Linked DNA regions of Homo sapiens: region 1 is linked to region 2. A link is an interaction called in ENCODE POLR2A ChIA-PET data of the cell type or tissue named here. Cell type or tissue: PC-9. All regions are shown on one strand.

Region 1 (4,000 bases), 180 kb before region 2:
AAGCAAGGTTTAGAAGTGCCCCAAGTGCTTCACAGCAGAGCTGTGTGGGTTTCTGGACTATGGGGCTTCCTGGAAGTTGTGCAGCGTTAAGCATTATGAATCCCCAAGATGGGGCTCTTCCTGCTTATGTGACCACAGCACCTTGTCGGTTTCTTCTTCTAAGAACACTAGTTCTGTTGGGAAATCTGGCGTAGATGTGTCCCGGTGTTAGTGGTAATGCCCTTAAACTCCTACCCCTCCCCCAGCCAGGTTAGACTGGAGCAAGCACAGTTCTTTCAGGGGGAGGATAAGGGATGGAACAAGAGGCCATGGCCCCCATGTCCTCCCAGGGTCTCACTTCGCTCACAGCAGTCAGGCCTTCGGTTCCTGTCAGCCTTGGCCAGCCCAGAGCCCTAGGAGGTCTCCTCTCAAACCCTGTGTTCATGGTGGGATTGGGGTTTGTTTGTAGGGAAGATGGAGAGTTGGAAGAAGGTGAATTGGAAGATGATGGGGCAGAGGAGACCCAGGATACCTCCGGAGGGCCTGAGAGAAGCCGGAAAGAAAAGGGGGAGAAGCATCACAGTGATTCGGATGAGGAGAAGTCCCACAGGAGACTGAAGCGGAAACGGAAGAAAGAGCGGGAGAAAGAGAAAAGGAGGTCGAAGAAGAGGAGGAAATCCAAGCACAAAGTAGGTCGGAGATCCCCTGGGACTGCCACTGCCTGGCATTGGGCCTGGCTGAGAGCCCCAGGGGCTGAGCTTTTGCTGTCCACCCCAGAGGGCACTCTTAATGCCTTTGCTTATCTCAAATTGGATAAAGACCTTTTTTAAAAGAGTTGGTAGCTTATGCTTCATTGCCACTAAGTGCCCCAGGTGAGGTGTTTCAGGTGAAGCGCAGAGCCCTGCGGCACATGCCAGCATAGTTTGTCCTGAGGCTGACTGTGCCCGAGTGGCCTGCCTGTGGCAGGTTGCTGAGTCTCCTTCCCCTGTCATTACAGCGCCATGCTTCTTCTAGCGATGACTTCTCTGACTTCTCAGATGACTCGGATTTCAGCCCCAGTGAGAAAGGTCACCGCAAGTACAGAGAGTACAGCCCCCCATATGCGCCGGTGAGTGACTGGCATGCACTGCTGAGCTCTGGGGCCGGGAGGAGTTCAACTGCTTGTGTTTCTTGAGCACTTGCTGTGTTCTGGGCATTTTTTGTGAGTTTCAGTCCTGGGCCATCAGGTATTAATTTAATCCCCATTTTATGAGTGAGGAAACTGAAACTTAGACAATTTCAACAAGGCAGCCCAGACAACCAAGTGAGACCCCACAAAAAATAAAAAAATTAACCAGGCATGCCTGTAGTTCCAGCTACTCAGGAGGCAGAGGTGAGAAGATCCCTTGAGCCCAGAAGTTTAAGGTTGCAGTGAGCTATGATCAGCCACTGTACTCTAGCCTGGGTGACAGACAGAGCAAGATCCTGTCTCAAAAGGAAAAGAAAATTTCAACAGGGTTGCCCAGCTCTCTGAAGTAAAGGAGCTGGGATTTGAACCCAGGCCCTAGCTGACCTCCATGAGGCATGTTCTCGAGCCTCCTCCATGCGGCCTTAGCAAGGCCCTGTATGTCTCAGAGAAAGATGCTGACTGGTCCACGTCACGGCTGACTGGCTTCCACTGTTCACAAATGACCTTTTTGGGAAATTGGCAAGAGAATGAAATGTTCTCAAGTAGCCAGTAGGCAGAGGTTAGATACTCAGCCACTGTCGCTCTCATTTCAAGCAGCAATTTAAATTATTTGTTCAGTTTGTATACCATTTCTTCCCCCAGAAAATCCCATAAGAGAAAAGCAAATCATTTTTTTTTTTTTTTTTTTTTTTTTGAGGCAGAGTCTCACTCTGTCGCCCAGGCTGGAGTACAGTGGTGCAATCTCAGCTCACTGCAAGCTCTGTCTCCTGGGGTCGCACCATTCTTCTGCTTCAGCATCCTGAGTAGCTGGGACTACAGGCACCCGCCACCACTCCCGGCCAAGTTTTTGTGTTTTTAGTAGAGACAGGATTTCACCGTCTTAGCCAGGATGGTCTCCATCTCCTGACCTCGTGATCCGCCTGCCTCGGCCTCTCAAAGTGCTGGGATTACAGGTGTGAGCCACCGCGCCCGGCCGCAAATCATCTTATGATTACTTTACCCAGTATTCGTTGGCACGTGGGTGTCCGGGTTTGGATGAGAAATGTTTTGTCTTGTTTGTTTATTTATTTATTTATTTATTTATTTATTTATTGAGACGGAGTCTTGCTCTGTCGCCTAGGCTGGAGTGCAGTGGGGCAATCTCGGTTCACTGCAACTTCCACCTCTCTGGTTCAAGCGATTCTCCTGTCTCAGCCTCCCGAGTAGCTGGGATTACAGGCATGTGCCACCTTGCCCGGCTGATTTTTGTATTTTTAGTAGAGACAGGGTTTCACGATGTTGGCCAGGCTGGCCTCGAACTCCTGACCTCAGGTGACCCGCCCGCCTTGGCCTCCCACAGTGCTAGGGTTACAGGCGAGAGCCACCGTGCCCGGCTGGTTGAGAAATGTTTTAAAGTTAGTAGGTCTTTAAAGCTGTCCCAGGTATCCCATGACCCAGCATCATCCATCACAACAAATGATTCATTGTCCAATACCATAGTTGAGATTGATCTACTGGTGTAGGTTTGGCCTTCAAACCTGAGGGAGGCAGGAAATGGAGGGAACATTGCGTGCTTTTTATGAACTAGAGCTGGAGGCATTTTAAAGATCTGCTAAAGTACTTGTATGTGTGTCTGTGTGTCTAGCTGTATTTTGCATTGTCCTGTTTTTCTATAATTCGGATTTTTTAAAATTAGTGGGCTTTATTGTTTGTTTGTTTGTTTATTGAGATGGGATCTCACTCTGTTGCCCAGGCTGGAGTGCAGTGGTGTGATCTCACCTCACTGCAGCCTCGAGCTCCCTGGGCTCAGGTGATCTTCCTGCCTCAGCCTCCTAAGTAGCTGGAACCATGGGCCATAACGCCAAGGCTAATTTTTGTACTTTTGGTAGAGATGGGGTTTCAAAATGTTGCCCAGGCTGGTCTCAAATTCCTGGGGTCAAATGATCTGCCCACCTCGGCCTCCCAAAGTGCGGGGATTGCAGACATGAGCCACCATGCGCAGCCGACTTTTTTATGCGTTCATTCATTCATTTATTTAGAGATGGAGTCTCGCTCTGTCGCCCAAGCTGGAGTGCAGTGGCACAATCTCGGCTCACTGCAACCTCCGCCTCCCTGGTTCAAGCGATTCTCCTGCCTCAGCCTCTCAAGTAGCTGGGATTACAGGCGCCCACCACCACACCTGGCAAATTTTTTTTTTTTGTATTTTTAGTAGAGACGGGGTTTCACTATGTTGGCCAGGCTGGTCTCGAACTCCTGACTTTGTGATCTGCCTGCCTTTGCCTCCGAAAGTGCTGGGATTACAGGCGTGAGCTACCACGCTTGGCCCAACTTTTTTTTTTTAATTTTAATTATTTTTTGAGACAGAGTCTCGCTCTGTCGCCCAGGCTGGAGTGCAGTGGCGCAATCTTGCCTCACCGCATCCTCTGCCTCCCGGGTTCAAGTGATTCTCACACCTCAGTCTCCCGAGTAGCTGGGATTAGAGGCGCCCATCACCATGCCCGGCTAATTCATTTTGTATTTTTAGTAGAGACTGGGTTTCACCATGTTGGCCAGGCTGGTCTGGAACTCCTGACCTCAAGAGATCTGCCTGCCTGGGCCTCCCACAGTGCTGGGATTACAGGTGTGAGCTACTGTGCCCGGACTTTATTTTAATTTTTTTGAGTTGTTGTTTCGCTGTGTCACCCTGGTTGGAGTGCAGTGGTGCAGTCTCTGCTCACTACAACCTCTGCCTCGCGGGTTCAAGCAATTCTCCTGCCTCAGCCTCTCAAGTAGCTGGGATTACAGGTGCCTGCCCCACACTCGGCTATTTTGTTGTTGTTGTTGTTGTTGCATTTTTGCATTTTTAGTAGAGATCGCATTTCGCGTCTGCATCTC
Region 2 (4,000 bases):
AAAAAAAAAAAAAAAAAGAGTTTGGATTCCTTCCTGAAGGCTATGGGGAACCACAGAATGTGGCCAAAAAAATGGCACCTTAAAGAACCTAAAGTTTTAACAGCTTAAGTTAAACAAACTGTTATGGCTTACAGTCTTTAGCAACTTTCCAGCTACGACAGTTTATGCTGCACTTCAGTTTACTTAGATACTCCAATATAACTGTGCAAGCACTGAACCTGCAGCCAAATGAACATTCTCTCAAGACAATCACAAAGAGGAGAATCTGAAATGAACAGAGCAATTTTCTTCTGAATCTCATTTATGTCTGTAGGAACCTAGGCTTGCCATGACCTCATTATGTTTTTGTAAGCCTATTGCATAAGAAATGCCACTGGAAGTCAGACCACCACGCATTATTCTGACTGACACCAGGGAGCAATGAATGGGAGAGTGCAATTGTCCCCTGTGATGATAACCTCAAAAGGTCACAGACCTTTTCCAAACATCCATAGCTTCCTTCTGATATCCCAGAAAGCCAAACCCTCTATGGAAACAAAATGTGACTAGACGTAGTATGCAAAAACTACATTTTAAAAAGAAAAATCTCAATGACTGTAGGCAATTGCCTCCAGATAATGGCATGTTCCTAAAGATGCCATGTTCTAGAATTCAGCAGGAACAAGCAAGGTATCCACGGGAAAGAAAAACAAACCTTTCGCATCCTCTACTTTTCTAGGCGATTGCTTACATAAACAAAATTATAAGATGCTTATGAATATCTAAAGCATGTTTACACACATCCTCTGAAATACCTAAAGGAAGCATCTGTACACAATCAATTACTCTGTAATATGCACATATAATTTTGTTTCAATCCATGAAGAAACTTAGGTTGAACAGAGCCTCAGACAGGAGTGCTGATGAAGGGTTGAGGAAGTCATGGGTCCTCATCTAACAGAGTCCTTCTCTATCAATTCCTGACCCCAGGGTCTGTCAGGTCTTAAGGTTACCAATCTTGAAATGCAACTTGGTAGCACTGGTCCTACTTAAAGTGACCTCTGCATGCAATTGGCAAGTCATCCCTTGTCTGTGACTCAACTGTTCTCTGTAAAGTGGGTCTAATATTTATCCCTTCACAGAAATCTGAAGGAAAAACAGAACAAAACACCAGCCTGCTCTCAAACCTCAAGAAATAAAGATATTGGCTCTATTTTGAAATGAACTAAAATGTATTATCCATTCAACACCTTGGTTATATTTTTTAATGGCATATTTTCAGTTATTTGAAGGATGCTAAAGAAAGCAACACTCAACTCTGAATAATGTAGAACTGATTATTTTATTTTATGAGATGGAGTCTTGCTCTGTCACCCATGCTGGAGTGCAGTGCTGTAATCATAGCTCACTGCAGCCTCCAACTCCTGGGCTCAAGTGATCCTCCCACTTCAGCATCCCAAGTAGCTGGGACTACAGGTGCAAGCCATCATGCCTGGCTAATTTATTATTATTATTATTATTTAGAAATGGGGTCTTGCTATGTTGCCCAGGCTGGTCTCAAACTCCTGGCCTCAAGCAATCCTCCCACTCACACCTCAGCCTCCCAAAGTGCTGGGATCATAGGCACGAGCCACTGTGCCCAGCCACGACTGTTATTTTTAAACCCAGAATGCTGCTGATCATTAAAATAGCTACAAAAAGTGAAAATCAGCTGGCATGGAAGTGGTTAATTTTGGGACACCTGGTAACTTTCCACTTGTTAGAAACCTAATAAGTTTCTTGGTGTAAGTATACTCTTCTTAGCTTTGATGTCTAGATAATGCAGTTTTACTAGTTCCTCAATTGGACTGAATTACACGGTAAACAAAGACTGTTATAAATCTAAAAACATCTCAAACACTTGGTTTAGAGGAAATAACTTTAAGTGCTTGGTCACAAATACATTCAACTTAGTTCTAAGAGGTGGGTAAAAAAAATTAGCTGAGTCACTAAATTTAATGATCTGAAGGCCACAAAGAAAGAGAAAGTAGGAGACCGGGCATATCCAGACTTCACAATGTCTTTAGAGTTTAAATGTGATGGGAACCAGTGTTCTTAGCAGGCAACTAAGATACACAACAGAATCTGAATGTCCATTCTAATAATTTTCCAGTGCTAATCCTTTTTAAATGGAAGAGTTAAAACAGAGGGGAAAGAAGGATCCTTTAAAAATGGTAATTACTTTTATCTTTGAGCTGTACAGAGATATTTCATTAGAAAAACAGAAACACAGGACTTCAAAGTTTCCCATTTTATGCCAAGAGTCAACTACTTCAGAGAGGAAAATACTTCAGAAGTATTTTGGTTTCTCAGTCACAAATACATGCTGTAATAAAACATAATGCAAATATCTACGTGCCTTCTTCAGACTGTCACCAAGCATCTAGAGTTGTTTGTGATTTGTTTAACCAAGACACAAGGTCCCCACCAGAGTGCCGCAACTGGAAGGTAGAAGGAGGGTGTTTTCTTTTTTAACACCTCTATGAAACACTCAGGGCAAGAAGTGGTAACATTCCCAAGATAGCACACATTTTTGTAGGACCTAGAAATGCCACCGTGATCCCAGATTTACTATGACTGGGAAAGTTCATACTGTCAACAGCTCTATCAGCATACGCCTGGAAGTGTGTGTATCACTCTTCCAACACAGCGTGTGTATCACTCTTCCAACACAGCAACCTCATCCCTCTCTCCCCGAAGTAGGAAATGTTTGTGTGCTCTGTAATCTAGAATGCCCCCTAAGACAAAAATCTTCCACCATTATCCATAATAAAAATGACCATCTCCACCTGAGAATATTCAACAACTTCTGAAAACACACTGAGTTTCAAATAATCACATACAGAACACCACCAACTAGTAACACTGTAAGGAAATAATTTCATACAGAACTACAAGCAAAGGAAGTAAAATACTTGTTATCACAATTTTCCTTAATCTCAATAGGGGAAATAAATGGAAATATACATCGTAACTAACAGAAAGCAAAAAAGCATTCTTCAAACCTCCTTAAAACCTCGTATTTCTCAATATCTTACATTTCTAAGTCTTCAAAGCTATGAGTTCCCATTAGCAGCTGGTTAAAATGTTTGCATTTGGTAGACACTTGAAAAGACTCAGTTGGGGGGTGGGAGGGGTGGAACAAGAAATATATCTATGTAGGAAGCACTTTCCATGTCAGGTAGACATGGAAGTTTTCCAGAGGAATGTATTAATACTTACCAAATAGGCCAGGAAGGATGGGATATAAAAGTTTCAATAAGAAGAGAACACGACCAGGAGCAGTGGCTCATGCCTGTAATCGCAACACTTTGGGAGGCCGAGGTGGGCAGATCACGAAGTCAGGAGATCAAGACCATCCTGGCTAACATGGTGAAATCCTGTCTCTACTAAAAAAAATACAAAAAATTAGCTGGGCGAGGTGGTGGGCACCTGTAGTCCCAGCTACTCAGGAGGCTGAGGCAGGAGAATGGCGTGAACCTGGAAGGCCAGCTTGCAGTGAGCCGAGATCGTGCCACTGCACTCCAGCCTGGGCGACAGAGCAAGACTCTGTCTCAAAAGAAAAAAAAAAAGGAAGAGAACACTGGCCGGGCACGGTGACTCATGCCTGTAATCCCAGCACTTTGGGAGGCCGAGGCAGGTGGATCACCTGAGGTCAGGAGTTTGAGACCAGCCTGGCCATCATGGTAAAACTCCGCCTCTACTACAAATACAAAAATTAGCCAGGCATGGTGGTGGGCGCCAGTAATCCTAGCTACTCGGGAGGCTGAGACAGGAGAATCGCTAGAACCCTAGAGGCAGAGGTTGCAGTGAGCAGAGAGAGTGCCACTGCACTCCAGCCTGGGCAACAAGAGTGAAATTCCGTCTCAAAAAAAAAAAAAAAGAAAAGAAGGGAACACTATTCTCTGGCTTATTAAACCACTGAATTTAAGCAAAACATTTTCTTAAAACCCAATGCTTCCATTTTCATATTAATAAATGC

What was found. Peaks named below come from ENCODE experiments on the same cell type or tissue, not always from the same donor. Only the 100,000 strongest peaks of a DNase experiment are listed, where the experiment ranks them.
Region 1: POLR2A ChIA-PET joins it to region 2 with 11 read pairs; 2 of 35 experiments call an interaction of 5 or more read pairs at or near these places.

Annotation. Positions count from the first base shown.
Region 1 is chr19:47,091,057-47,095,056 of GRCh38, reverse strand. ZC3H4 (zinc finger CCCH-type containing 4) reads left to right here. Exons shown (of 15, transcript NM_015168.2): 3 at 449-668; 4 at 977-1,087. Among named protein-coding and RNA genes, the nearest start is that of ZC3H4, 21 kb to the left of the region's middle. RefSeq lists enhancers at 64-253, 676-785, 1,216-1,475. In PC-9, no CTCF peak of the experiment used is centred here; no DNase peak of the experiment used is centred here; H3K27ac peaks cover 600 bases.
Region 2 is chr19:46,911,947-46,915,946 of GRCh38, reverse strand. The region is part of intron 1 of ARHGAP35 (Rho GTPase activating protein 35); the gene reads right to left. Among named protein-coding and RNA genes, the nearest start is that of ARHGAP35, 53 kb to the right of the region's middle. In PC-9, no CTCF peak of the experiment used is centred here; a DNase peak (open chromatin) is centred at 1,886; H3K4me3 peaks cover 720 bases; H3K27ac peaks cover 3,880 bases.